Linked DNA regions of Homo sapiens: all the other regions are linked to region 1. A link is a loop called in an ENCODE intact Hi-C map of the cell type or tissue named here. Cell type or tissue: Caco-2. All regions are shown on one strand. Links, peaks and the distances in the headings refer to the core of each region. The heading gives the core; the rest is flanking DNA.

Region 1 (10,436 bases), core at 3,507-6,006:
ACAGTTTTCTCTAATAGTAAGCTATCATCTACTTTCTGTATAAATTTGATGGGTCCCTCTTCCATTTTGAGATACGTCCAGAGGTTGACTTTGAGGTCTGAGAGGTTTTTCTTCCTCAAGTAAATATCTTGTAGTAGATTCATTCCAAAAAATATACTAATGATTCCATTTTTAGATGATGTCAGTGTATACTACCTTCTAAAAGGAATGTAGGTAACGTTCTCTCAGTGCTTTGAGTGCTGAATGGAAACATCATAAGATGTTTTTGAAGATGGTCATTTGTTATAGATGGTGTTCCTTTTTTTAATTTTTTTTTTTTTTTTTTTGAGAGGGAGTCTCTCTCTCTCACCCAGGGTGGAGTGCAGTGAGGTGATCTCAGCTCACTACAACCTCTGCCTCCTTGGTTCAAGTGATTCTCATGCCTCAGCCTCCTGAGTAGCTGGGATTACAGGCGTGTGCCACCATGCCTGGCTAATTTTTGTATTTTTGGCAGAGACGGGGTTTTGCCATGTTGGCCAGGCTGGTCTCCAACTCCTGACCTCAAGTGATTCACCTGCCCCAGCCTCCCAAAGTGCTGAGATTACAGGCGTGAACCACTGCACTCTGCCTATAGATGGTGTTCTTAACTTATGGTTAAAACTGTTCTGGCCTGGTGCCATGGCTCATGCCTATAATCCCAGCACTTTGGGAGGCTGAGATGGGTGGATCACCTGAGGTCCGGAGTTCAAGACCAGCCTGGCCAACATGGTGAAACTCCATCTGTACTAAAAATACAGAAATTTGCTGGCTGTGGTCCATGTACGTATAGCCCCAGCTACTCGGGAGGCTGAGGCAGGAGAATCACTTGAACCTGGGAGGCAGATGTTGCAGTGAGCCAAGATTGTGCCGTTACACTCCAGCCTGGGTGACAAGAGTGAAACGCTGTCTCAAAAAAAAAAAAAAAAGTGTGCTGAGTGGGCTAAACACAGGTTACAGAAGCAGATGTTGTATCCCCAAACGTCTGGTTCTAGGTTTTGTTTTGTTTTGTTTTGAGACATAGTCTTGCTCTGTCATCCAGGCTGGAGCTCAGTGGCACAATCTCGGCTCACTGCAAACTCTGCCACCCAGGTTCAAGCGATTCTCCTGCCTCAGCCTCCTGACTGTAGCTGGGATTACGGGCGCCCACCACCACACTTCGCTAATTTTTTTATTTTTCGCAGAGATGGGCTTTCACCATGTTGGCCAGGCTGGTCTCGAACTCCTGACCTCAAGTGATCCGCCCGCCTCGGCCTCCCAGAGTGCCAGTGTTACAGACATGAGCCACTGCACCTGGTCTGGATCTAGATTCTTAACTTTCCTGCGTGACACCCTCAGGCATCAAGCTTCAAGGGCTGAGGAAATCACAAGTTGGCAATACACTGATGAATTTACATTTGGAAGGAGTACCAGTAAAAAGTTAAATTATAGTAATAATTATAGAGATTTAGAGCAGATTTTAGTTGAAGAATTGAAATTGACATTTGCTAGCCAACTCTTTTATGAAATGTTGCTAGAGGATGTAGGAACAAGATTTCTCTTGGTTTAACTGGACTGTTTCCTGAAAGAGCATTTACAAGACATCTTCTGGTGTTTGTTTATGTCTTTTTCAACTAAATGTAAAAGAAACTTTTTCTTTATGACTATGATGTAACATTATTAATAATGAAATTAGATTAAGAAATTATACCTATACCTGATTTTCTTTTACATTTAATAGTTTATCTTTACATTAAAGTTTCTCTTATTGAATAGTCCCTGGTTAATTGTAGAGTTTGCACATCTCAAATATCTGAATAGCATTATCAAGTTATTTTTGTGACCCATCACATAAGTTAGAGTATGTCAGGTAACACACAGTTTCTTTACTCTCTTTCCATTCGGTACTAAATGTATGTTTTGTTTAAGCTTTAGGGTCAGGAGGAAGGCCAACCTGTACTTAAATTTCCCTTTCTAGCAGTTTAAATAAAACTGAGCTTTAACAAAATTCTTAAAAGCTTAAGTCACACACTCAAAATAGTGGAATTTCAACACTAGATTTATTTTTGTCTTCCTTTTGATGCACGTGCATTCCACATTAGGATAGACATTTTATTTAAATGCTTCCATAGCCTGTGTATTGATTTTCTAAAGATAAGTAATCCTTCATGTCAAATACTTTCAATAAAACTAATTTCTGCTACTTGTATATTGCCAGCATTGAATGGCTAGGAGGGAGTCATAAAAGTTTAATCAAACCAAGCATACATTTGTTATTTTATTGTTCATTGTTACAATAGTGACAGCAATAACACTAAGTACAGCTAAAAGCATTTGTTGAGTGTATTTGATGTGCCAAGTACTATGCATGTTGCTGTATGATCTCATTTAATTCTCTAAACAGTCCAAGGGATGCATAAGTAACTTATTTGCCTGAGATCACCTAGTAGCAGACATTAGAACTAGGATTCAGAGTCAGGTACTCTGACTCACCTGTGTGGGCTGGTAATTTCTTCAACTTCTTTCTCATTATACCAGGAAGTTTTTGCTTTGAAATATGTGCATGCATATTCCACTGTATTTTTTTTCCCTTGCTCTTTCATAATTTTTGGCAACTGAGTTGCCTTGTTGGGAATACAGTGATGCTCAAAGAAGATATTATTGGGTTATCAGAGTAAGATATCATGGGGACAAATCTGAAAAGTGGCATGTGCCAACTAGTATGCTAACTAGTAGCTAATATATATACTAGTATGTAATTGCCTTACCTACAGTAAAATGATTTTGTAGGAAAATAAGATTTGTTGAATGTAAAGGCATGAACGCACAGCGTACAAAGCAAGATTTGGAACTTTACAGGATGTTCATTGGCAGAAAGCTGCTTTTCTTGCACAGCGTAGCAGGAATAAATGAGGAAAGCATGTTACGGAATCAGAGTTACAATTTAGTTAGCTCTAGGATTATGACACAATTTCAATAATAGAGGCAGCCCAGAATAATAGCCAAGTAAATAGAATCCCTAATCTTTGGCTTGTTCATATATTTACCCAACGTAGCCTCTGAAATCGCTGAAAGCTTTTTGGAAGAAAGAAATGGAAAGGAGCACCTGCGTTCTCAAGGCTAAGACCTCCCTTTTGTAAATGCACTAATATTTTAAGAGGGTGTGTGCGTGTTTAATGTGTGGGTGTGTTTGTTTAAGGAAGACACTGAGCTTCAAAAGGCAAGATGTTTTGTAACCCAGAAATGTAATTGTAAATGGAATTATTAAATCTGACAATGAAATTAAAATAAACTAATGTGTAAACAGGGCACATATGTGGGGCTGTACTTGCTGGCTCAACTTCTGTCTAACACAGGTTCAGAGGCTTCACTTCAGTTAATAATTCTAGAGAGACAGAGAGAGCCTCATATGTGAATGCCGACAGATACCAATCCAGCACAGGGAGCAGCAGAGTCTTTTTAGTTCAAAGGAAGAGAAGAATTTCACTTCCTGGCCGATAGTCTGATTTTCTCAAGAACTGATTGTAGATAGAGGGAATCCACCTTTAGCAAAGGGTGTGGGTAACCACAGTCTTGTAGCAGAGAAAAACTTCAAAGTCAAGATGGTGAGCCATACAGTTGCCCTAGGCTTGGGAGAGACAGATCTGGAATGAGGATTCTGATCTCATAAAATTCACTTAAGATTTTTCAAACTGCCAGGCTAGCCTTTGTAGCTACAATTCTTAATCAGTAGGCTGAGTTTGGCACATATAATTATTTCAGCAGAAAAAAGAGCCATTAAACTATTATGATGAATTATTAGAATTGGTAATGGTGCTGAGAATACTCAAACCTCCTTTTCACTCCCAAATCTGTTTAGATAATCTGCTTTTTGGTACATCCAAGTTATTGTTATGTCTAGTAATGGAGGACGGCATAGCACAGACAGCTGTATATTTGAGTGAATCGCAGGTTCTAAAAAGAGATTTCTGATCTCTTTTTAAAATTGTGGTAAAATATACATGCCATACCATTTGCCATTTTAACCATTTTTAAATGTATAGTTCCAAGCCATTCACAATGTCCTACACTTACAATGCTGTGGAGCCATCACCAGTATCCATTTTCAGAACTTCCCCATCACCCCAGTGAAGACCCTTTATCACAGAAGTCAACAGGTAGAAAAATGGATTTATTTTAATTCCATCTTTTATTTCTTTTAGTAGATAAACAGTTACCTAATAAGCAGATGGCAAAAAGTAGAAAAAAGCTGTGATTTATGAGCTGGATAAGTAGCTTGTGATTGTGAGTTTTATGATAGTTTTATGATATTTAATCACAGATCAATGTTTTGGAATTGAACTTGTGCAAAAATAGTAAGCAACCTCCTCCTTCAACTCTTGAACTAGGAAGCAGGTTTTCATAAATCTTCGGGTCTGATTATTATAGTGAGTTACTGAGCATTTCTGTGTGTTAAATGCTGTATCTTATTTAATCCTTATTAACAATCTAGCAAAGTAGATGACATTGTGCCAGTTTTATGAACTTCAAACATTATACTAAACTCCAACATTTTACTTTTACTTAGATTTCCTCCAGCAGGGGTTAAGTGATTAGTCTGAGGTCCTTACCCAGTTGTTTAACCCAGGGTAATCTCTTACTAAACCCTTGCTCTAACCATCAGGATATATTGCCTTCTTTCGAGCCACCTAAAGTTTTATTTAGAAAATGAAAAAGGTATTTTTTTCTCTCTATTCTTTCTTGGCACCCCTTCAAAGGAAAACTTTTGTATAGTCAGAAGAGAAATAGCCTGAAATTTCAAATAATAAGATACCATGCGGAACCAGATAATGTTCCATTCAGCCCCAAATTCACACCAGCACAGTGCCCCTGAGGCTGTTGGTGGAACTGCATTCGAATAGCTGCTCTGCTGACCAGCAAGGCCCCACGGGGCTATTGTCCTGTAGGGGGTCCTCAGGACATTTTCTTTTTTGGAGCCTGAGGCTCTTTTTTTGGTCCACCAGACTGTTCCTAACTGATACTTATAGGCCTTAAATAGAAATCTGGCTAATGGAACTTAATTAATTAATTTCTACTAAGTCCAGTGCTGTGGCTGAAATGTAAGAATATGACTAGCTTTTAACTTTTATTTTTTTTTTTTAAATTTTTTTTCTAGGTTCGGTGTACATGTGCAGGTTTGTTATATAGGTAAACTTGTGTCATGGGGGCTTTTTGTACAAATTATATTATCACCCAGGTACTAAGCCTAGTACCCAATAGTTATTTTTTTTTGCTCTCCCTCCTCCCATGCTCCACACTCACATAGGCGTCAGCGTGTGTTGTTCCCCTCTGTGTCCATGTGTTCTCATTATTTAGCTCCCACTTATAAATAAGAACATGCAGTAATTGGTTTTCTGTTCTTGTGTTAGTTTGCTAAGGATAATGGCCTCCAACTCCATCCAGGTTTCTGCAAAAGATGTGATCTCATTTTTTTATAGCTACATAGTATTCCTTGGTGTGTATGTACCACATTTTCTTTAACCAGTCTGTCATTGATGGGCATTTAGGTTGATTCCATGTCTTTGCTGTTGGGAATAGTGCATCAGTGAACATTCACGTGCATATGTCTTCATGGTAGGATGATTTATATTCCTTTTGTGTATATTAACCAGTAATGGGATTGCTGGGTCAGATGGTAGTTCTATTTTTAGCTCTTTGAGGAATTGCCACACTGCTTTCCACAATGGCTGAACTAATTTATACCCCCGCCAACAGTGTATAAGCATTCCTTTTTCTCTACAACCTCACCAGCATCTGTTATTTTTTTGACTTTTTACTAATAACCATTGTGACTGGTGTACAATGGTATCTCATTGTGATTTTGATTTTTTAGCTTTGATTTTAAAGAACTGATGAGGTATTTGTCCTGGGTGTCTTGGCCCATGGCACTGGCCATGCCTGATTGGTGTTACGAGTCCATCCACCTGGCCACATACACAGAGCACCCAGACCTCCCCTCTCCTGGGCAGCCTTGGACACCCAGTCCATGAACTTCCCTTGCATCTTTGAAACCCACAAGCAGCGATACTTCCTTCCCCGACTCCACAAGGGAAGATCCAGTTTCAGGGAGACCCAAGCTATGGAGGGCAGTCCCTCTGTGCATCTTCCTATCCCCCTCACACCTCCTGCCACACCTGACAGGGCTTGGTGGCAGTGAGACACTGTTTTCTCTTTGTCCAGGAACAACCCCTGCTTTTCCAGTGAAGGTGGGGAGTAGAAATCAGGCATTAAAGCTTGCTTGTGTATCACCCAGACTTTATGAATCGGAGGAAAGACAGAATCATTTAAGTGAAAAAACAGCTGCTTCAGGTACAAATCCTGGGTCTACAGAGTTGGTCTTTGATCAAACAAAAAGATCAGTGTTCCCTAGACATCATTAAATTCTTTTTAATAACGGGTGAACTGATTTTTTTTTTTAATCAACTGGGAATCTTCTTGAAAGAAATAGAACCAACTCTGGCTTATCAAAGCAGAAAACCAATTTTTTTTTTTTTTGAGGCCACAGACTCAAAGGAAGAAGTTACAACAGGGCTCCAGAAGAGCAGCTCGGTGGGGCTTGGCAGAGGAGAGGGTGTGTTCTTCATGGGGCTGGTACTGGGATGGCTCAGCTCCAGCCAGCCATAGACCTTTCTGCATTCGGCTCAAGACTCAATCCTGGAAGAACACATCTGGCCACCCTCACTGGCTGAGCCAGGGGCAGGGAGAGCTTCCTCATTTGTTGGCCCACCGCAGGGTGTCTGCCTGCACACTGTTGACGTTTTGGGACCAGATAAGTTCTTTTTATGGGGCCTGTCCTGTGTGTAGTATGGTGGTTCACTCCTCCAGTGTGACAACCAAAAATGTCATCAGACCTTGCCAGATGCCCTGACAAAATCACCCTCTAAACCACTGCTCTAAAGCAAAATTATTCTCCTAACCAGAAGGGAAATGGATGCTAGGTGGAAAAAAGCAATATCCTACCCCATTGACACCTTGGTGCTGTATGAACAGTTATGTATTTCCATGGCTTTCTCCCCAACTCATGAAGTTCCTCAGAACAGAAATCATGTCTCACTCATATCTGTGTGCCTGCTGTCTCCAGTACACAGTGTTTAGCACACAAGTGCTTAGTAAACATTTCCTTTTGATAAATGCATGAGCAGACGTTCAGTCTGAAGTGGAGTCAGGAGTAGTCATGTTTCTGCTTGCTGCCGTGCACAGGGAGCTTGGCCTGCAGGCAGAGGCATTTATCTCAGAACACTAATGATGGGAGAGGTCCATGCCTATGGGGAGTCAGACCTAAGCAACTCCATCCACCTTTCTGCTAAAATCGCCCACTTTGGCAGAAATCATGACCTATCAACAGATGACCAGTCCTCTACCAACTTCGTGTTTTCCTTGAGAAATGGCTCCCTCTGGGCTCCTGCCTGACTGAGGTTGGGTTCTATTTCTCAGGCTCAGAACAGTCAGAATGAAAGAAGCTTCTTAGGTGTGTGTTTCTGAGCTTTTCTCATAATAATTGATCAACACAAATTATTGTCCTGTAGAATGTTCCTAGTAATCAAAACATACCCTGCTTTTTAACTTTTTAAATAAAAGGACTGCCTTCATCTCCAAAGGGCACCTCCCGTCTGGGAGACTTCTTGAGCAAGTGCAGAGCCCCAGCTTCCACACAGCTCACACTGACACCACGTCCCTTTCTCCGTCCCCACTACAGATCTGTAGGCCATATCCATGCCAAATCCACTAGATCATTGTAGGTGCTTTTCCAGCTAGCTGGTACTCAATAACTTTGAACAGTGTCCCAAATAAATTATAGTTTTACATGAAACAATTGTTTTCTATTTCACCTGAGAAATCTTTTTTAGTTAAGTAGAAAATTACAATCGTCTACATCTTTCTTGCTCAGTATTTTTCAAGTTATAGTTGCCAGTTGAGAGAAACGACATCTCATTTTCAGGCTTAACAGGTTTCCGCAGGTCCATCTGAGCCATGGGGCTTAAAGGCGAGCATGCAGCAGAGTCACTGGGAAGGCTTATTAAAACACAGGTCACTGGGCCTATCCCCAGGTTCTGATTCAGCAGGGCTCGGATGGGGGATTAAGAATTCACATTTCTAACAGGCTCCCAGTTGACACACCAGTGATGTCAGTCCACTTTTAGGTCCACTGGATCATAGTTTTCAGAAGAAAGTCTCAGCCAGTCACAGAGGCGCACGCCTGTAATCCCATGGGGCACTTTCAGAGGCTGAGGTAGCTGGGTCACTTGAGCTCAGGAGTTCGAGACCAGCCTGAACAACATGGCGAAACCCCATTCCTACAAAAAAAAAAAAAACTAGCTGGGCGTGGTGGTGCATTCCTATAGTCCCAGCTGAGGAAGGCGGAGGTGGAAGGATCACTTGAGCCCAGAAATTCAAGACTTCAGTGAGCCGAGATTGCACCACTGCACTCCAGCCTGAGTGACAGAGTGACACCCTGTCTCAAGAAAAAAAAAAAAAAAACTCAGTAATTTTTATATATAATATATACAGGGATCTCTAATCTTTTGGCTTCCCTGGGCCACATTGGAAGAAGAATTGTCTTGGGCCACACATAAACTACATTAACAATAGCTGATGAGCTAAAAAAAATCACCAAGAAAAAACTTCATAGTATTTTAAGAAAGTTTATGAATTTGTGTTGGGGCACATTCAGAGTCATCCTGGGCCACATGCAGCCCACAGGCCATGAGTTGGACAAGCTTGATATATAACATCTTCCTAATAAATAACATGTTTTTTCTTTTTTGGGGTTGTTTGTTTGTTTTGCCTTCCTGAAATTCACATTAGGCATTTAGGCACAGATAGAATGGATGAATGAATGGAAAAAACTCTTACAAATATTCAATTAATAGTTTCTTCATTCATTCATTCTTTGAGTTTCATTAAATTTGGATCATACTCAGCCATTGATCAAACAGCCATAGTTTCATTTTATTGGGCACCTTTGCTTGGTGTCAAGCAATATATAAAATAGACTCAAAGAAAAGATGTACCTATTCTTCTTCTTCCAAGCTTTAAAATAATTCTACTTTTTAATTGCCTGGTAATCCCCTGTATTTATGAAATTAAATGATACACCAACGATTTCACCCTAGGGCCTTAGGAAAGGGAGCCAGAATGAGATTTCGTCTTTGCAAGGTTGGCTTACAGGTATAGTCAAACTGCCAACCAATTGCTCTCAATCATGTTTTCAAATAATTATATTAATTGTACATCCAAAAGGGCATTCAAGGGTTAAACAGGTGAGGCCATGAGTATGCTGATTTTTAAATGAAGGTCTGGTTGGATTATATGTTCATTATGTATTACAAAATAACAGGATATGAACTTGCAGCTTTGTACACATATATATTTGAACTCATCCTGGAGCTGACAGGATTTTTTCTTGGCGAAAGTGTAGAAATATGCATAGTTAGGAGCCCCTTAAATATGTGAAGGCTACTGTTTGAAGGGGTTACCACAGGCACTTGGAGACCACCCAGAAAGCATCCCTAAGCACAGAACTCTTGGGCACTTTTTCCTCCCAGTATCACGCCAAGACAGGAACTCCAGCAGCAACCAAGCATTGTGAGCACTGTTGTGCCCTGATGGGAAGAGGCTCTTGGTCGTTACATGAGTGCCTGTCCTGGTCATGAGTGTCCCGGTCACAGCTGGGCCAAGCCACCGTTGGCAGTACCAGACTACGGCCCTGTGAGACGAAGCCACTGATCTCTGCCCTCTACTTCCAGCTAGATGGGCACAGTCGTGACTGCTTGTAAAGTGTGCTCCACAGAACGGAAGCCGTGTAAGTTGGGTACAAGTGCTCATGGGTGGCATCAGGAAATAATGAGACCTTTCTCTCAAGATTTTCTACATATTTAGGTTCTGTCACATCAAGGATGCTGATATTTAAATATAAACCTTTTTAGAATGTATTTGACAGAATTTCGGGGCATGAGGCAATATATCATAGCGCTTTAAGAGCATGGGCTCAGGAACCAGACTGCCAGGGTTAAAGCAAACCTATGAGTTGTGTGACTCTCTTGGCTTCTGTTTTCTTACTTGTGAAGATAGGTGTCTCAAGGTGTGTTTTAAGGAGACCATGGATCAGTGCTCTTAGGACAGTGTCTGGTGCACAGTGAATGCTCTGTAAACAGCCACCGTGGTTCTGGGAGTGGAGTGGCTGGTGTTCTCTCTGATGAGCCCCGTCTAGGCCAGCTGTCTGCAGGTCAAGTCCTCCTGCATGGTATTTTTCTCCTCACTTTCTCTCCAGCTGTATGTCTGCAGTCACTCGGAAGAAGAGGACTGGAAAGCCGCAGTTTGGAAACCCTGCCGTTTTAAGACTCAGTCTTGGAATCTTGTTGATATTATAATTTAAATTAGTCAGGCCAGAATAATTACCCTAG
Region 2 (10,436 bases), core at 3,029-5,528, 140 kb after region 1:
TTTACTGAGAGGTTTTTGTTGTTGTTGTTGTTTAATCATGAATGGGTGTTAGATTTTTCAAATGCTTTTTGTGCACTTACTGCTATATGTGATTTTTTTCCCCTTTAGCCCACTGATGTGACATATTACATTAACTGAATTTCAAAGGCTGAACCAGCCTTGTGTATGTGGGATAAATCCCATTTTGTCACAGTGTGTGATTTTTTTAATATACATTGTTGGATTCAATTTGCTAATATTTTGTTGAGAATTTTTGTATCTTTGTTCATGAGAGATATTGGTCTATAGTTTCTTTGTAAAGTCTTTGGTTTAGGCATTAGGGTGATTTCTGGCCTCACAGAATGAGTTAGAAAGTATTTTCTCTGCTATATTCTGGAAGAAGTTGTGGATAATGAGTATAATTTCTTCTTCATTTTTGGTAGAATTCACCAGTAAATTCACTTTAACTTGGTGCTCTCTGTTTTGGAAGGTTATGAATTATTGATTCAATTTCTTCAGTCAATATAGGCCTATACAGACTGTGGATTTCTTCTTGTGTGAGCTTTGTCAGACTGCGTCTTTCAAGGAATTGATTCATTTCATCTAGGTTACCAAATGTGTGGGCACTGAGTTGTTCACAGCATTTCTAATGTTCCTATAGTGATGTCCATGCTTTCATTACTGATATTAGTACTTTGTGTCCTCTCCCTTATTTTCTAAGTTGGCCTAGTTAGAGGACCATCAGTTTTATTGAATTTTTTCAAAGAATCACCTTTTGGTGATTCTTCACTCTCTCCAGAGTTTCTGTTTTTAATTTCATTGATTTCTGCTTTAATAGTTATTTATTTTATTCTGCTTACTCTGAATTTAATTTGTTCTTCTTTTTCTAGTTTTATAAGGTATAAGCTTAGATCACCAATTTTGGCTCTTTCTTTTTTCTAATATGTGCCTTCAGTACCCCCTGAGCACTGGTTCACTGCATCCCACAAATTTTGACAAGTTCTGTTTTCATTTTCATTTAGTTCAAAATATTTTTAAATTTATCTTGCAATATCCTCTTTGACCCATGTGTTATTTAGAAGTGTGTTCTTAATCTCCAAGTATTTTAGAGTTTTCCAGCTATCTTTCTGTTATTGATTGCTAGTTTTATTCCATTGTGATCTGACAGCAGACACTATACGATTTCTATGCTTTTACCTTTGTTAAGGTGTGTTTTATGGCCCCATATGTGGTCTAGCTTGGTGAATTTTCCATGACAGCTTAAGAATAATGTGTCTTTTGCTGTTGCTGAATGAAGTTGTCTATAGGTGTCAGTTATATCCAGTTGATTGATGGTGTTGAGTCCAACTATGTCCATATTGACTTTCTGCCTGCTGAATCTGTCCATTTCTGATAGTGTTGAAGTCTCCAACTACAGTAGTGGATTTATCTATATCTCCTTGTAGTTCTATCAGTTTTTGTCCCACATGGTTTGATTCTCTGTTGCTAGGGGCATACCCATTAAAGATTATTATAATTTCTTAGACAATTAGCTCCCTTATGATTATATGATGTCCATCTTTATCCCTGACATCTGTCTTTGCTTTGAAGTCTGCTCTGTCTGAAATTAATATAGCTACTCCTGCTCTTCTGATTAGTGTTAGCATGGTATATATTTCTCCATCCACTTACTTTTCATCTATGTGTGTCTTCATATTTGAAGTGGGTTCTTGTAGACCACAGAGTTGGATCTTGTTTTTTGACCTGCTCTGATAATGTTTATAAATTGGTACATCAGATCACTGACACTGAAAATGATTATTGATATAGTTGGGCTAATAGTTACCATATATATTACTGTTTTCCATTTCTTGGCCTTCTTATTTGTTCTTATTTCTGTCTTCCACATTTTCCCTTTTGTAGTTTTAATTGAGCATTTTATGTGGTTTCATTTTATCTCCTTTCTTAGCATATCAGTTATACTTCTTTTTATACTTGTTTTAACGGTTGCCCTAGAGGTTGCACTATACATTTATAACCAGTCCAAGCCTCCTTTCAACTAACACTGTACTACTTCACAGATAGTGTGAATACCTTATAACAACAAAATAATTCTAATTCCTCCTCCTCACCCTTTGTATCATTGCTGTAATTAATTTCACTTATGTGTGTGTGTGTGTGTACACACAAGCATACTCAATCAAATACATTGTTTCTATTATTAGTTTGAACACACTATCATCTATTACATCAATTAAGAATAGGAAAATTAAAGTTTTTATTTTACCTTCACTTAGCACTTCTTTGATGCTCTTTTATGTAGATCCATGTTTCTGACCTATATTATTTTCCTTCTGTCTAAAGAACTTCTTTTAACATTTCTTACATGGCAGGTCTACTGGTAACAAATTCCCTCAATTGATTGAGAAAGTCTTTATTTGTCCTTAACTCTTGAAGGAAAATTTCTCAGGGTACAGAATTTTAGGTGCTATTTTCTCAATACTTTAAATGTTTCACTGCACTCTCTTCTGCCTTGCATGATTTCTGAGTAAAAGTCAGATGTCATTCTTATCTCTGCTCCTCTGTACATATGGCGTTTTTTTCCCTCTAGTTTCTTGGAGGGTTTTTTCTTTGTTTTTCTGCAATTTGCAAATGATATACTTGGTGTCATTTTTGGGCATTTATCTTGCTTGGTGTTCTCTGAGTTTCCTGGATCTGCAGTTTGGTGTCTGGCATTAACTTGGGAAAATTCTAAGTCATTATTGTTTCAAATATTTCTTCTGTTCCTTTCCCTGATTAGCATATTAAATCAGAATATTCATGATTAATGCTATTAGCATATTAATCATAGTTGTTCTTGATTCTCTCTGATAACTCCAAGATCCCTGCCAAGTCTGGTTCTGATGCTTGCATTGTCTCTTCAAATTGTATTTTTTGCCTTTTAGTATGCTTTGTACATTTTTGTCAAATGTCATACATGATACACTGGGTAGAAGGAGCTGCTATAAACAGGCCTTTAGTAATGTGGAGGTGAGATGTGAAGGAAAGGGCAGCTTTCCATAGTCCTGTGCAGGCCTGTGCCTCTGTACTGTAAGCTTCCCCAGTGCCTCTCCCTTAAATGGGAGAGAATGGCTGGAGCAGACTGAGTCAGTATTTCCCTTCCCCAGGTCAGTTAGGCTCTGATAAAACCCCAGCAGGTGAGCCTTTGGTGTATGTGTTTCTCTTGAGGGCAGTCCTTGTTAAGAAAAAGAGCACTCTAGCATATTTCAAAATGTTCCTTTTCTGCCTCCCCTGTCAGAAAAACAAGGGATTTTTTTGTTTTGTTTTGTTTTGATTTTGACATTTACTATGAAAATCGGTTTGAGTTCCTGGAAGTAAAACTCACAAAAGCATGGGAGGGTGCTCTATGAGTGGGTCCTCCTGGAGTTTTAACTCTCAGACTTTTCCAAACCTAGGCTACAGCAGGCTGTCAATAACAGTGCAGGTTTCCCACCCTGGTGCTGGCTCCAGGGGAGGCTTCTGCAGCAGTGTATTGTGATTCTCTGTAGCTGCCTGCGACCTCACTTCTCTTGCAGATCTAAGAGCTGCGGACTTTTCAGTTTGTTCAGCTTTTTACTTCCTGTTGGGATAGAGTGACAACCTCTAAATTCCTCATATATATGAAATCAGAAATGGAAAAATGATTTCTTAATCAACAAAAATATTAAGGCTAATAGGACTTTCATCTTATGGTCTGATTCTCCAAAAATTAACTTAAGGTTATATTCTGCAGATTCAAAGGATGAATATAAGACAGTAATTTCTTAGAAACTATTCACTCATGTCTCAGAATCTGTGAAGTTTCATTCAGATTTTCACTGAGATTTGGGAAAAGAAGAATGTTTGAGGAAAAGAAAATGTCATCATCTTTAAACGAAAATTAAAATTCTAAGCCCCCACCATCTGAATGGACCCCCCCTCTTGGCCAAGGACATTCCAAAGTTAACCTGAAAAACTAGTTCAGGACAGGATGGAAAGGGGGCGCCAGACATGCCTCATGGTACCCTCCTCCCTTCCGGAATTACTGATGGAACAGACTCTTTCAGTCTGATAAGAAAACACTTACAATCTATTCTCTCTGAAGTCTGCTACCTGGAGGCTTCATCTGCATGATAAAACCTTGGTCTCTAAAACCCCTTATCTTAACCCTTTCTATTGACATTCCTTTCTATTGACTCTAGGCATTCCTTTCTATTGACTCCAGGTCTTTAGATAATAACCAATAGCCAATCAGAAAATCCTGCAATCCACCTGTGACCTGGAATCCCCCTTCCCCTACCTGCTCCCCACTCCCAGTTGTCCTGCCTTTCCAGACTGAACCAATGTTGAGTAATGTCTTATGTCTCCCTAAATTGTATAAAACCAACTTGTAGCCCTACCACCTTGGACACATGCTGTCAGGATCTCTCGAGGGCTGTGTCATGGGCCACTGGTCACACATTTTTGGCTCAGAATAAATCTCTTCAAATATTTTACAGAGTTTCACTCTTTCCATCAGCAGTCTATTTTCCTCTTGGGCATGATGGCATTTTTAAATACTTTGTTCACTGATCCTAGATATGTCAACCTGTTAAAAATTAATCTTTTTACACCCCACACAGAAAAATCTATGTCTGAAAGTACTTGTTACTGTAATCAACAGGGGTTGAAAAATACCTGTTGAGATGCTACTGTTAATGAGATATCACACAGACTTTGAAGGTCAGTCAGTTTCAATCCAAATGTAAAGCCCAGGATACTAAAAGCCACCACTCATTTAACACAAAAGCCAGAGAGAAACGCTATCTATCAGAAGCCACTTGCAGAATGCATAATTCTTTGTTTCCTGCTGTTTATAGATCATTGATCAAAAATCTATGAATGACAAGACTCAACTGTAGATAATGGCAGTCTGTAGGGGAAAAGGACTTCTCTTTAAAAGTCCCTTTAAATAAAAAGAAAAATCTATTGTTCCTTTTCTAACAGAAAGGCTTTGATGTTTTATTTAAAACAAAACAATACATCACTTCTCCACAACTAGTAACATCTTCAAAAGATCAGCAAATAAAGCAAATGGATGTATAGCTCTGAACGTGCTCACAAGAAAAGGCAGGCTTCAAAACATCCAAGACTGTGAAATGTGTCCTGATATAACACACACTAACACACAGTTTCTTAGCACATAGTGGTTGAAATGAATATATTTAAAGTGCTCCTGGGAGTAACATACACTCACTGTGGTGAGATCAATAATAAGACACATACTGTCAAAGGAATGTTCAAAACCATGGTTTGGAAAATGCCTGCTATCTCAGAGCATCTTTATTTAAGACACTGGCAGGCTCTACTTCTTGACAAGTAATGCTGACATTCATTTTAAGAAAAAGAAGTCCCAGTAAGTAGTAGCATTCATGATTTCTGTTATCAATGATTTAGGGTTTATATATATATATAACTGTAAGTTCTGGGATACATGTGCAGAACGTGCAGGTTTGTTACATAGGTATAAATGTGCCATGGTGGTTTGCTGCACCCATCAATCCATCATCCACATTAGGTATTTCTCCTAATGCTATCCCTCCCCTTGTCGCCCACCCCATGACAGGGCCTGGTGTGTAATGTTCCCCTCCCTGTGTCCATGTGTTCTCATTGTTCAATGAGAATGGGAATGCTTCCAGCTTTTGCCCATTCACTATGATATTAGCTGTGGGTTTGTCATAAATAGCTCTTATTATTTCCAGATACATTCAATCAATACCTAGTTTATTGAGAGTTTTTAGCATGACGGGGTGAATTTTGTCAAAGGTCTTTTCTGCATCTACTGAGATAATCATGTGGTTTTTGTCATTGGTTCTGTTTATGTGATGGATTACATTTATTGTTTTGAGTATATTGAACCAGCCTTGCATCCTAGGGATGAAGCCGACTTGATTGTGGTGGATAAGCTTTTTGATGTGCTGCTGGATTCAGTTTGCCAGTATTTTATTGAGGATTTTCGCATTGATGTTCATCAGGGATATTGGCCTGAAATTTTCTTTTTTTGTTGTGTCTCTGCCAGGTTTTGATATCAGGATGATGCTGACCTCATAAAATGAGTTAGAGAGGAGTCCCTCTTTTTCTATTGATTGGAATAATTTCAGAAGGAATGGTACCAGCTCCTCTTTGTACCTCTGGTAGAATTCGGCTGTGAATCCATCTGGTCCTGAGCTTTTTTTGGTTGGTAGGCTATTAATTATTGCCTCAATTTCAGAACTTGTTATTGGTCTATTCAGGGATTTAACTTCTTCCTGGTTTAGTCTAGGGAGGGTGTATGTGTCCAGGAATTTATCAATTTCTTCTAGATTTTCTAATTTATTTGCATAGAGGTGTTTATAGTATTCTCTGATGGTAGTTTGTATTTCTGTGGGATCAGTGGTGATATCCCCTTTATCATTTTTTTATTGTTTCCATTTGATTCTTTTCTCTTTTCATCTTTATTAGTCTAGCTAGCGATCTATCTATTTTGTTAATCTTTTAAAAAAAACAGCTCCTGGATTAATTGATTTTTAAAGGGTTTTTTGGTGTCTCTATCTCCTTCAGTTCTGCTCTGATCTTAGTTGTTTCCTGTCTTCTGCTAGCTTTTGAATTTGTTTGCCCTTGCTTCTCTAGTTCTTTTAATTGTGATGTTAGGGTGTCAATTTTAGATCTTTTCCACTTTCTCCTGTGGGCATTTAGTGCTATAAACTTCCTTCTAAATGCTACTTTAGCTGTATCCCAGAGATTCTGGTACATTGTGTCTTTGTTCTCTTTGGTTTCAAATAACTTATTTATTTCTGCCTTAATTTTGTTATTTACCCAGTAGTCATTCAGGAGGTTGTTCAGTTTCCATGTAGTTGTGCGGCTTTGAGTGAGTTTCTCAATCCTGAGTTCTAATTTGATTGCACTGTGGTCTGAGAGACTGTTATGATTTCCATTCTTTTGCATTTGCTGAGGAGCATTTTACTTCCAAATATGTGGTCAATTTTAGAGTAAGTGCGATGTGGTGCTGAGAAGAATGTACATTCTGTTGATTAGGGGTGGAGAGTTCTGTAGATGTCTATTAGGTCCAATTGATCCAGAGCTGAGTTTGGTCCTGAATATCCTTGTTAATTTTCTGTCTCGTTGATCTGTCTAATATTGACAGTGGGGTGTTAAAGTCTCCCACTATTATTGTGTGGGAGTCCAGGTCTCTTTGTGTAGGTCTCTAAGAACTTGCTTTGTAAATCTGGGTGCTCCTGTATTGGGTGCATAAATATTTAGGATAGTTAGCCCTTCCATTCCTCTTGTTGCATTGATCCCTTATACCATTATGTAATTCCCTTGTCTTTTGCAATCTTTGTTGCTTTAAAGTCTTTTATCAGAGACTAGGATTGCAACCCCTGCTTTTTTTTGCTTTCCATTTGCTTAGTAAATATTCCTCCATCCCTTTATTTTGAGCCTATGTGTGTCTTTGCACGTGAGATGGATCTCCTGAATACTGCACACTGATGGGTCTTGACTCTTTATCCAATTTGCCAGTCTAATTGGTGTATTTAGCCCATTTACATTTAAGGTTAATATTGTTATATGTGAATTTGATCCTGTCATTATGATGCTAGCTGGTTATTTTGCCTGTTGATGCAGTTTCTTCATAGTGTCAATGGTCTTTACAATTTGGTATGTTTTTGTAGTGCCTGGTACCAGTTTTTCCTTTCCATATTCAGTGCTTCCTTCAGGAGCTCTTGTAAGGCAGGCCTGGTGGTGACAAAATCTCTCAGCATTTGCTTGTCTGTAAAGGAGTTTATTTCTCCGTCACTTATGAAGCTTAGTTTGGCTGGATATGAAATTCTGGGTTGAAAATTCTTTTCTTTAAGAATGTGGAATACTGGCCCCCACTCTCTTCTGGCTTGTAGGGTTTCTGCAGAGAGATCCACTGTTAGTCCGATGGGTTTCCCTTTGTGGGTAACCTGACCTTTCTCTCTGGCTGCCCTTAACATTTTTTCCTTTATTTCAACCTTTGTGAATCTGAAGATTATGTGTCTTGGGGTTGCTCGTCTTGAGGAGTATCTTTGTGGTGTTCTCTGTATTTCCTGAATTTGAATGTTGGCCTCTCTTGCTAGGTTGGGAAAGTTTTCCTGGATAATATCCTGAAGAGTGTTTTCCAACTTGGTTCCATTCTCCCCGTCACTTTCAGGGACACCAATAAAATGTAGGTTTGGTCTTTTCACATAGTCTCATATTTCTTGCAGGCTTTGTTTGTTCCTTTTCATTCTTTTTTCTCTAATCTTGTCTTCACGCTTTATTTCATTAAGTTGATTTTCAATCTCTGATATCCTTTCTTCTGCCTGATTGATTCAGCTATTGATACTTGTGTATGCTTCATGAAGTTCTTGTGCTGTGTTTTTCAGCTCCATCAGGTCATTTATGTTCTTCTCTAAACTGGTTATTCTAGTCAGCAATTCCTCTAACCTTTTTTCAAGATTCTTAGCTTCCTTGCATTGGGTTAGAACATGCTCCTTTAGCTTGGTGACGTTTGTTATTACCCACCTTCTGAAGCCTACTTCTGTCAATTTGTCAAACTCATTCTCTGCCAGTTTTGTTCTCTTGCTGGCAAGGAGTTGTGATCCTTTGGAGGAGAAGAGATGTTCTGGTTTTTGGAATTTTCAGCCTTTTTGCACTGGTTTTTCCTCATCTTTGTGGATTTATCTACCTTTAGTCTTTGATGCTGGTGACCTTTGGATGGGGTTTTTGTGTAGATGCCCTTTTTGTTGATGCTATTCCTTTCTGTGTGTTAGTTTTCCTACAAACAGTCAGGCCCTTTGCTTCAGGTCTGCTGGAGTTTGTTGGAGGTCCACTCCAGACCCTGTTTGCCTGGGTATCATTGGCAGAGGCTGCAGAACAGCAAAGACTGCTGCCTGTTCCTTCCTCTGGAAGCTTCGTCCCAAAGGGGCACCCACCAGATGCCAGCCAGAGCTCTCCTGTATGAGGTGTCTGGCGACCCCTGCTGGGAGGTGTCTCCCAATCGGGAGGCTGGGGGGTCAGCGACCCACTTGAGGAGGCAGTCTGTCCCTTAGCAGAGCTCGAGTGCTTTGCTGGGAGATCTGCTGCTTTCTTCAGAACTGGCAGGCAGGAACGTTTAAGTCTGCTGAAGCTGCACCCACAGCCACCCCTTCCCTGAAGTGCTCTGTTCCAGGGAGATGGGAGTTTATCTATAAGCCCCTCACTGGGGCTGCTGCCTTTCTTTCCCTTTCTTTCAGGGATGCCCTCCCCAGAGAGGAGGAATCTAGAAAGGCAGTCTGGCTACAGTGGCTTTGCCAAGCTGTGGCGGGATCCACCCAGTTTGAACTTCCAGGTGGCTTTGTTTACACTGTGAGGGGAAAACCACCTACTCAATCCTCAGTAATGGCAGACGCCCCTCCCCTCACCATGCTTGAGTGTCCCAGGTGGACTTCACACTGCTGTGCTGGCAGTGAGAATTTCAAGCCAGTGGATCTTAGCTTGCTGGGCTCCATGGGAGTTGGATCTGCTGAGCTAGACCATTTGTCTCCCTGGCTTCATCCCCCTTTCCAGGGGAGTGAATGGTTCTGTCTCGCTGGTGTTCCAGATGCCACTAGGGTATGAAAAAAAAACTCCTGCAGCTAGCTCAGTGTCTGCCCAAACAGCTGCCCAGTTTTGTGCTTAAAACTCAGGGCCCCAGTGGTGTAGGCACCTAAGGGAATCTCCTGGTCTGTGGGTTGCACAGACAATGGGAAAAGCGTAGTATCCGGGTTGGAGTGCACCATTACTCATGGCACAGTCCCTCAAGGCTTCCCTTGGTGAGGGGGAGGAGTACCCGGACCCCTTGCACTTCCCAGGTGAAGTGACACCCCATCCTGCTTTGGCTCACCCTCCATGGGCTGCACCCACTGTCTAACCAGTCCCAATGAGATGAGCTGGGTACCTCAGTTGGAAATGCAGAAAACACCTGCCTTCTGCACTGATCTCGCTGGGAGCTGCAGATCAGAGTTGTTCCTATTCGGCCATCTTGCTAGCCACCACACAATGCTTTAGTTTTAAATCTTCAGTGGAATTTCAGTTGTTATTGATTAATGCAAATTAACCTTAAAAATTTTACTGTTTTAGTGAAACACTACAAATTTTAAATTATATAAAACAATGACATCTGTTGAATTCTGGGTTTGAGAACCTATTTATCTCAGTAAGACACATGAATCAAAAGTATTAAAAAAGGAATTGTATGATATTTGGCTAAAGTGACATAATGATCCAATAATTCTGTCATGGTATCCAAAGTTTCATTAATAATTAACTCAAAGAATTGAGTTAAGACGAATGCATTTTACAAACACAGATACACAACTTTGCCATGTATCCAATATACCTTAGACAACTCCATGCCTGGCCCACACTGGTTGCAGGGAACACAGTTTCCAGACCGATCCCTGAATTCTTGCTGTCTACAG
Region 3 (10,436 bases), core at 3,619-6,118, 110 kb after region 1:
AGCAATTAAAATAATGTTTTAGACCAGGCTCTGTGGCTCACACCTGTAATCCCAGCACTTTGGGAGGCCAAGGCGGGCAGATCACTTGAGGTCAGGATTTCAAGACCAGCGTGGCCAACATAGTGAAACCCCGTCTCTACTAAAAATACACAAATTAGCCGGGCATGGTGGCACACACCTGTAATCCCAGCTACCTGGGAGGCTGAGGCAGAAGAATCGCTTGAACCTGGGAGGCAGAGGTTGTAGTGAGCCGAGATCACACCACTGCACTCCAGCCTGGATGACAGAGTGAGACTCTGTCTCAAAAAATAATGTTTTAAAAACCCAAAGTGGGATATTATCTTCTAAATTAATTAATTCCTGTTTGAAATTTGACTTCAAGCTTCCATTTTTAACTTTCTAATGCCCTTTTCAACCTTTGAGATTCTTTACCCATTTTTTCAAGTAGGATGACTCAATTACATTTTATTTATAGGTTCAGAATTTTTCTTAATTTATAAATTATTTTAAAACTCTCTTAATCCTGTCCCTCGGAGTTCACCTGGAGAGGCAGTATTGAGCTTGGCCTGTCTGTGCTGCCAGGAAGGCCTGGGGTAGGACTCACCTACCCTCCACGTGACCATGTCCTGTGGAATGAGGGCTTTAAGGAAACACACACCATGGACCATTATGTGAAGGGCAGGCTGAGAAATGCAGATGAAATGCCTGGTACCTTTCGGAATGCAAGAAATACTTGCTATTTCACACTATTCTGGAACTTCTTTTTTCCCTTCTCAAAAACGACGGTACTCAAGTAAACCCCCTAGGAAGTGGCTAGACACCCAAGTTTAAAGACAAAACGATCCCAATCCATTGGTTAAGGCCACATCCCCTGGTCTTCCTTAGACCGTGAACCCAAGAGCTGTTTTCCCACACGGTGCAGGCCCTCACATGCCACCTCAAGAGGGTGAATGCTCCCTATACAAAAAGGAGTGATAGAGCCTGAACTTTGAGTATATCCACTACAGGTTTGGCATCAAATGTGAGTCTGCTTTCCTCCATAAGCTCACATTTATTTTAAGCATTTGATGGGGACACACACAAATCACTGATCCATGTGTGTGGCCACCAATGCACTGTTTCACTACGTGTGGACTTAAGTCCACCTTATTTCACTAAGTCCACAGCTTAATGAAACAGTCCTGCTGGATTTTAGATTTTTAAAAATAAACTGTACTTAATCTGAAAAACATTTAATTTAGTGATGCCCTTTAACAAATCACAACCTGTTGATTGTGAGTAAATATTTAAACCAGCTCAATGGTTTTAAATGTCTAACAGAGACTGAAGATAAAAGCCAGAGAAATTCGATTTATTGGTGACTGGGTAATAATCAACTGCTACTGTTCTCAGAAGGCCCCACCAAAGGCTCAGGCACACAGCGACTTTGAAGAGCAGCTCCCAATTCAAGGGGTGCTGTCAACTCACTCAGTCAAGGCATTCAACTTTTCCATTTTTACTGATAACAGACAAAGTCAATGACTTACAAATATTTAGCAACTTTATGGGAGAAAACTGCTAAATTTGAAAGATTTCAATTTGAGAAAAAGGGCATTTCTTGGGAGACAAGAATCAATGTAGGGCACATGTGTTTAAGAAACTTTTTAAAGAATTTTCTGATTTCTGTAACTTTAATGAAATTAGGGCTATGGAAACATATCTGGAGAATAAGTGTTTGAAATAGCTAAATAATTATATAAACCAATTACATTTATGGTGTATTTTTTCTCTAAACAGGCCAAGACATTTAAACTGCTCAGCTATTGTTTCTTGTTTTGTTTTATTTTTTATTTTATTTTATCTTATGTTTTGAGATGGAGTTTCGCTCTTGTCACCCAGGCTGGAGTGCAACGGTACGATCTCGGCTCACTGCAACCTCCGCCTCCCGCGTTCAAGTGATTCTTCTGCCTCAGCCCCCTGAGTAGCTGGGATTACGGGTGACTGCCACCACGCGCAGCTAATTTTTGTATTTTTAATAGAGACAGGGTTTCGTCATGTCGGCCAGGCTGGTCTCAAACTTCTGACCTCAGGTGATCCACCCACCTTGGCCACCCAAAGTGCTGGGATTACAGGCATGAGCCACCATGCCCAGCCCCAGCTATTGTTTTGAGCATCCTCAGAAAATGAGGAGTTTGCTGTAACAAATTTTCAACATATTTTCAGAAAACAATTGTTTACCTCAATAAGCAAATAACCTTGAGAGGGTCATTTCTGATGTAAATCATTTTTAAATGAATTACAACAGTTTTCTGCTTTCTTGAAAAAGACTTCATGGTCAGGTGTGGTGGCTCATGCCTGTAATCCCAGAACTTTGGGAGGCTGAGGCAGGTGGATCACTTGAGCTCAGGAATTCAACCTCAGCTCTACCGAAAACACAAAAACTAGCCAGCCATGCTGGCATGTACCTGTGGGCCCAGCTACTCAGGAGGCTGAGGTGGGAGGATCACTTGAGCCTGTGAAGTTGAGGCTACAGAGATCTGTGGTGATTGCACCACTGCACTCTAGCCTGGGCTAACAGAGTGAGACTGTCTCAAAAAAAAAAAAAAAAAGACGTCAACAAGTGTAATTTGATCATCCCTGCACCCCTTTTTGGGGTCCAGAATAATAATAAGAACTGTAATTATCATACTAAGGGGTATTAGAGAGAAAACCTCAGGGGTCAGTCATTAGGATGAAAAGGTCTGTTTGCTCCACACTAAAAGGCATCAAATGACAATGTGTTTGGGGTTCTTCATGCTGCTTTTTGTGAGTTTCTGACTCCTCCCTGCAGGCTGCGCTTTCACTTCTGGCTGCCTCCATCTCTGCCTCGATTAGCTTCTCCTCTCTCTTCTAATCCTCTCCACCATGGCTGGTTTGGCTTGGTACAGTAATGCTTGCAACAAAAAATAAATGAGTTCCAAGGGAGAGATTTAAAGGTGTCCTCTTGATAGAGATATAGAGCTGGGACTCTGTGGGGAGACCTGGTTTAAGTTTTCAGCTGTGTTTATTTGGTTTCCACATAAGCAACCTTTGACTACCACTATTTTAGATTATTTTCCAGTAAAATAATGAAATCACATGTTATTGACAAAAAGAAAGAGATACAGTAAAGAAAACCAAGGAACTCTAGACAATGGAAGGAAGGGGAGAAGGAGCAACAGTAACTTAAACCAACCATAAATGGGTGAACAATGGAGGGAATCCCTGCTTTGAACCTCCCAGGGAGGCCTGGTTGGGTAATCTGTCTTCCACAAACCATGGGCTTTCCTTTGATCTCATTGTCTTCCTATTCCCTGCCCTGAAAGTTCTGTTTGGCAGTAAAGAGCTAAGTATTTAAGACTTGCCTATAAGAAGCCACCCCTTCTCTGCTGCCTCAGATACTCATTTAAAATGCATAGTAGCAGTTATGTGTTCCTGAAACAATACCCAAAGCAAGGCCCCTTAAGAGCAGCTGTGCCAGTGATCCCCTGGCTGGACACTTAGGAGTCTTGGTCTGAGGACCACAGCCGACTTGAAAACCCTCAGTAAATGGAGCCCTTAATTAGTCCTTTAGGCACTGGCTTTGTGGGCTCATCATGCAGAGGCCCCAGGAAGTCCTCTTGGAAAAGGGCTGTTAAGTATTAGCAAACTCATCAGAAACAACTCCACTGCAGAAACAAAAAACCATCCACAAACAGAGTAAAAATCACATGACATTCCCAGCAAATGGAAAATGCTTTTGGATTATCTATATCTCATCTGCGTCTCATTATGCAGTCATTTACTCTGATCAGATTCAGTAAATGTTTCAGTGCCCAGGAAGAAGAGGATACCAAGAGCTGGCTTCTTAACTCCATGGTTTGGTTGGCTGAAATACCCAGGAAAGAGCTGAAGTCAACTTGGAATTCAACACGAGGAACTTGCTATTTCTCCCCCTCCCTCCCAGACTCCCTCCTCTTCCTTCTCCTTTAAAGGAAACCTGTATTGATTTCAAAATGCTCCCAATTTATTTCCTTTTAAATTTGTTTTTGTTTGGTTTAAAAGAGGTACTCTTACTTACCAGGCACTCTTACTTTAAAATAATTTAACACTGAATGTCAAGAGACAAAAATATGAGTACCTCTGGACACAGAAATACACTCATGGACATCCATCGTTAGTGCATGAATAAGGCATGACAGCTCGCACAGAAGGGGACAGCAGTGTCACGTGGAATAGGAACAGCCTCAGAAGTCCAACTGTAGGCCACATACCTGTGTGACACTTTACCCAGACAAGTCATTATATGAAAAAAAGTATATCCGAAGTGGCAAAAGAATCCAAAATAGTATGTACAGTGTAATTATGCTCATCTTTTCAAAATCAGTGGCATAGATAGAAAAAAGACTGAAAAGAAAACCCTTAGAATGCTTTGTTTTTGTAATGATCAATGCTGCAAATGCTCTGTTTTGGGGACTACTGGGGTTCCCTTCCACCACTCACTTTTTTCTACTAAATGTTAAAAATTATCTTTAATGAGCAAATACGTCTCAAAGTTTATTTTGAAATTGCCTTTATTTGTTATTTAAAATATATTTTAAACTTCCTTTGGAAAATAATAAACTTTTAATAATGTGATTTATTACTTATTGGTGCAAACAACTGCTTGCTGTCTTCTAAGACTATGAAGCCACATACAATTCCTAAGAGTTGCAGGTCAGCCCAGCTCAGGCTTTCTTTTCTCTCACACAGTGATTTATCTGATCCCTTATCTCTCCAGAATCACGTGGCTTGTCTTACAAAGCCCCCGAGAACAAAGCAAACATCTAGGTTAAACATACTTAAATAAAGTTTTACTCTGGTGAAAACCCCTTTGAATTTTTTCAAAACCATTTGTTCCAACCACAGTATTTGTTCCAAATTAAGTAAACATTGCTAAAAGAAATCATACTAAATCTGCATTTCTTATCAGACTGAAGGCAGGATATGGTTCTAAACTTTCTTGTGTATTTTTCTCTATTTCTCCTTGAAGCTCTAAGTGGGCACAGGTGATTAGGAACTGAAGTTACTTGGGGGAACAATGCCTGCAGCAGGCATTTCTATGTAATGGGTGTCTTTTATTTATCTGCAGTTTACAGGAGTGTCACTCATCAACCCTGAGCTCCATGCCCAGCCAGTCAGTATCACACATTAATGCCATTAGTGCCCAGACAGACGGGCTATGGGAGGATTATCATCACAAATCCATTGTTATTGGGGAGGCGGGGCATACAGCTCATCTGGTGGGGGTAGGGCCAGAGGCCTCAGATCCAGATAGAGAGGGGAGAGACTGGCCTAATTCGGGTCTCTTCAGCCTTCAGCCTCCCAGTCTAGCCATCTGAGTTTCTTCTTTTTTACCCTTTTTTTTTTTTTTTTTTTTTTAAGACAGGGTCTTACTCTGTTGTTCAGGCTGGAGTGCAGTGGCACAATCCCAGCTCACTGCTGCCTCAACCTCCTGGGCTCAAGCAATCTTCCCACCCCAGCCTCCCAAGTAGCTAGAATCAAAGGCACACACCACCATCCCTAGCTAATTTTTTATTTTTTGTGAATATGGTGTCTCACTATGTTGCCCAGGCTGGTCTTGAACTCCTGGGCTCAAGTGATCCTCCCACCTCAGCCTCCCAAAGTAGTAAGATTACAGGCGTGAGCCACAGCACCTGGCCCCCATCTGAGCTGCTCAGGCACAAAACTCCATGGAACCCACTTTCCGGTACCCTTCAGTGCTCACCCACCAGGGGAGGTGAAGCCCCAGAAGACAAACATCAGAGCCAGATGCACCATGAGATCCTCCCCGTCCAGGACAACTCCAAAGCAGCAGACCCTCCAAAGAACACATCTGGGTCAGGGTATGGCCGAGGACAGGCAGGGTCATGGTTTGAAAGAAGGCAGGCCAGCAGGTAGACAGTCATTACTGAGCTTGCCCCGGGGCAGGTATCATGTTGCTGGACTACTAGTTCATTTAGTTCTATCCAAAATCTGCAGACTTGGGCATTTTCCAGAGTAAACAGAGGTTCAAAGAGGGGAGACTATTTGCCCAAGGTTACACCATCAGTACAAAGCGCAGCCAAGATGTGAATCCAACACTTCTGGCAATACAACCACAGCAGGCAGGTGGGTCTGTTCCTTAGCAGGCAGGTACCACTCCATTTCACAAGGGAAGACCTAGCCCTTGGGGAGGGGAGTGCTGGCTCAGGTCACCAGCCACAGATAGGCGTGGTACTGGGGTGGTCCCTGGGGCAGCTGACAGAAATGGGAAATCCAGAGCAAAGAGACCCATTAGGTTAGGACAGACAGCCCCGCAGACCCAGAGAGCTGCTGTAGAGCATGCAGCATACAGGGTCTCCTTCTGCAGAAGGCGTGGTGTGCCACCAGACTCCGAGCCACCTGGGACCCCCAGGGAGGGCTACTCCTGGTTCCAGAGAGTTCTTGCCTCTCCCACTACCAGGCATGTCCTTGAAACAAACCCCACTCCTTAAGTTAGCTTGAGAGGTGTCACTTTCTTCTAGCTGAGAATCTAAGCAGCACAGGAACTCCTCAAGAGGGAGAAAAACATCACTGAAGCAGTAGCTCTTTGTGGATGAGCTAAAAAAAAAAAAAAGCCCAAAGTGGAAGAAATGAAAACATAAGGCGCCTTACAAAATTTTCCCAAAAGACTCCAAAATCTCTTTTGAGGAGATTAGCTGTGTTCTGGAATTACTGCCAAGAACTGTGCCAAAGGCAGCAAACTTTCTTTTACAGAGATAAGGACTCATGCTCACTGAAGACTACCAGCCTGTCTTGCTTTGTTATTTGAAAGGCTATCAGCTGTGCACACTGCAAGTTTTACTTTGACAAATAGCTTATTCTTCCTTGCTTTCTAAAAAGTTTCATATATGAAGAAACATATACACACACATATATATGTATATATATATATACTGGTTAATTTTCTTTTTAAAATACTAAGGACTTCACCCAACACTAAATTAGTAAGGACGTCACAAGACACTAAAAGTTACATGTGAGATCTACCTTCAAAGGCAAATTTGTGATATCTGAGCTTAGTCAGAACCCAGAAGGCAGAAAATCCCAAAGCCTCAGAGTTTTGACTTGATTGTATTAAATATAAATCCAATAAATTAATGGGAAAAAACCCCTAAGACTTTCTGACTCTAAAGTGGTAATACTGACTTCACGGAATCTCTGTGCAGCAGTCTGGGCTGCAGTGCATGATTTTAACTCACCTTCCTGACAGAATGGTGGCTGGGCTGACCTACAGGCAGGCCCAGGTCACTGCATGTTAAACTGGCAAGAGGGCTTGTCCTTTGATGGGTTGTGTCGTGGCATAAAGACACTCTTCCAGTGTCCCTGACATGTTAGATTTTTAGCGTTTTCTTTAAGTGATTAATATTAAAGCAAACAACACAAGAAAGAGTCAATGTGTAGGAAAGATGAGATAGCCTAGTTTTCCTTAGGGAGCTTAGGGAGACAGTACGTTGTGGTAGAAAGAATTGGACTGGAATTTGAATATTGTCTCTGGGACTTAGCAGCCAACAACAGAACAGGATTCACCTCTCTGGACTAGTGTTCTCATTGACAAATTTGGACTGATGATAGGATTATTGAGAAAAGTAAAACAAAATAAGTAAAGCATATGCATTGTGACTGATAACAGGCATTCAATATTGCATTTGTTATTTGCAATGAATTATTTGGTGAATGTTTACCTATTATAAAAATGAGGATCGATATATGTTTTCTATAAAAGAAAATCTTACAACTTCTTTTGCTTTTCTGTCACTTCAAATGAAGAATAGAAAATAATGCATTTTGGTAAAGGACACACTAATATGGACTGCAAAATTCCATGACACTCTTGGAAAGAGAAGTACTATGTGACCTTATCAAATGACGCACTAACTTTCAATTAGTTCAGAGGGGACTTTTACCATAGCAAAAAGCAAGAGGACAGAGCCCATGCATTGAAAATGACATCAAAACAATGCTCCCCAGAAAGGCATGAGCGACCTGTGTGTGGGATAGAGCAGCCTCCTCCGTCCTCCCTCCTGCCCTTCGCTCTCCCCTGAGCCGTGAAGTGCGGCTCTCCTGAGCCCTGCTGTGGCACAGACAAGCGTGCTCTGCCACATAGAGGCCACTCACCGGTTCCCTTCCTGTGGGTTTCTATTGACCAGGTTTGTACTTAGGATTAAAAAGAGTGAGAGGCCACTCTTCTTCCTATTCAAAATTGATGCTGGTTGATAACTTGAAACAAATACCTTTTATATCTACACAAAATACATAGTCAAAAGGAGTAACTAATGTTAACATAAAGAGGAAAAGGCACAATTTTCTCATATACAGTTGTATCCCCAGCATGCAATGGAGTTCTCTTTTCTCATTTATTTGTTAAATGAGAGAAAAGAAGGAATGGATGAAGTGAACTAAGTTCCATTTAGTGACACACAGTGAGGGCAGGTGACTCACAGAGAGGAACTTCTCTGGGAAGGCAGAGATGCCACCATATGATCCTGTCTGGGGACTAGGAAAGGAAAATCCAGGAATTCATGGGGCCAGGGCACGAAGACCTAAGAGTGAGGATGTGAGCCGCCTGGTTATTCAAAGTGGCCTGAATTACAGACCCAGGGTGCCAGGGAAGGCTTCAGAAGGAGCTGAGCAGTGGCAAAATGTCTGCACTCCACTCTGAGATTCAAATCCCTGGGACCGGTTTGCTGACTGAGGCACAGAACAAAGGGACTTTCTGTCCTGCCAGAAGCCTGATTAAAGAGGACACACTGTACACCCCACAGGAGAGACAGATTTGGCTCCATCTGCCAGAGAAGAAACGTTTACAAATTTAAACTTTTTCAAAAGGCCAGGCGTCCCCTTGGCTCTGCCTGTGTTGCGTTCACTCACAGTGCGGTTCGTAAGGAGGAGGAGGGTCTCCACAAGGCACACACTCCATGTCTTGAAAGCCGACAAGTTTCGTCTTCCTATAAAATCTAGAAGAGAAAGGAAAATACTCCTTGTTAACTCTTTCATCTAAGCTTACAGTTGTGGTCATAAATTACCAGCAGTCTCCATTACCAGTTCTACGGTTAAAAGTACACAGAGGCTTAAATAATAGTATCTTAGGTAGACACATTTTTGAAGAGGAAGCAGTGGACACTTAAGAAATATCAATTCCCCTAAACGTAACTTTGCAGATGCTTCTCAGTGCACTTCTTCTATATTGGGGTGGGGGTGCAGGTGGGGGAATATAAAGTCAGTGGTCTTCGGCATTTTTATTGAAACTTAAACGACAAAATACCTTATAAATGAATAAAGAACTAGGTTTTAGCATTTGGAATTCAGACACCAAAAAACCAAGCAACCATAAAAGCAACGGAAAAATGTAGGGAAATACTCATACAATCTTGATACAGGAATGTCTTTCTAGGCATAACAAGAAACCAGGAGTCAAAGTGGAAGAGATGAACAGCAACCACACACACACACACACACACACACACACACACACAGATTTTAAAGAAATCTGAAGGGCAAAAATAAATAAATATAGCATCATCAATAATAGGTAACGGGCAAACAAAGATTGAAAAATTGTACTAATTATGGTACTGTCTATACCTTCAGTCTATAAGGTAAAACTTAAAAATCTTGATCGTGGAAATGAACACTATAATTGAAAAATAAGCAAACAACTTTCATTCCCAAAAGAAGAATGTTTCATAATTTAAAAATTTCATAATTAAACTGAAAAGCACGACACAATTAAATTTTTTTAAAAAATTTAAGATGAAAATGTTTAACTTCATTATTAATCAAGTACATTCAAATTAAAATGAAAATATATCATTTTTACTTAGAAAATTAGTCAAGTGCTGGTGTGAGTGTAGGCCAATAGGTATATGTATATATTGCCTGTGGGAACATAAACTGCCACTTTTAGGAGGGCAATTTAGCAATCTGTCACTAGAACTCAATAAAATAGTTTACACTTCTTATCTAGTAATTTCATATTTAGAAACTCATCCTAAAGAAATAATCAACTGGGTAAAGATGTATGTGTAAGAATACAGGCCGGGCGCGGGGGCTCACGCCTGTAATCCCAGCACTTTGGGAGGCCGAGGCAGGTGGATCACGAGGTCAGGAGATCGAGACCATCCTGGCTAACATGGTGAAACCCCATCTCTACTAAAAATACAAAAAAATAGCTGGGCGTGGTGGCGGGCGCCTGTAGTCCCAGCTACTAGGGAGGCTGAGGCAGGAGAATGGCGTGAACCCGGGAGGTGGAGCTTGTAGTGAGCTGAGATAGCGCCACTGCACTCCAGCCTGGGCAAAAGAGCAAGACTCTGTCTCAAAAAAAAAAAAAAAAAAAAGAATACAATCACAGCATTGTTTATGAAAGGAAAAAAGCTAATTAGGCACAATCCCAATGTCCA

The links. Peaks named below come from ENCODE experiments on the same cell type or tissue, not always from the same donor. Only the 100,000 strongest peaks of a DNase experiment are listed, where the experiment ranks them.
Region 2: a loop joins it to region 1, with 8 times the contacts of the local background. A loop is called at or near these places in 1 of 110 quality-filtered maps.
Region 3: it touches region 1 in a loop (2.7-fold over the local background); 1 of 110 quality-filtered maps calls a loop at or near these places.

The regions. Positions count from the first base shown.
Region 1 is chr13:23,736,524-23,746,959 of GRCh38, reverse strand. The region is part of intron 18 of MIPEP (mitochondrial intermediate peptidase); the gene reads left to right. Among named protein-coding and RNA genes, the nearest start is that of PCOTH, 150 kb to the left of the region's middle. In Caco-2, for the core only: CTCF peaks have their summits at 4,664 and 4,863; DNase peaks (open chromatin) are centred at 3,527 and 4,899.
Region 2 is chr13:23,593,374-23,603,809 of GRCh38, reverse strand. TNFRSF19 (TNF receptor superfamily member 19) reads right to left here. Exons shown (of 10, transcript NM_148957.4): 3 at 10,355-10,436. Among named protein-coding and RNA genes, the nearest start is that of TNFRSF19, 28 kb to the right of the region's middle. In Caco-2, for the core only: no CTCF peak of the experiment used is centred there; DNase peaks (open chromatin) are centred at 3,989 and 4,279.
Region 3 is chr13:23,625,264-23,635,699 of GRCh38, reverse strand. TNFRSF19 (TNF receptor superfamily member 19) reads right to left here. Exons shown (of 10, transcript NM_148957.4): 5 at 8,908-8,993. Among named protein-coding and RNA genes, the nearest start is that of TNFRSF19, 60 kb to the right of the region's middle. RefSeq lists enhancers at 2,466-3,274, 3,275-4,083. In Caco-2, for the core only: no CTCF peak of the experiment used is centred there; DNase peaks (open chromatin) are centred at 4,739, 5,199 and 5,999.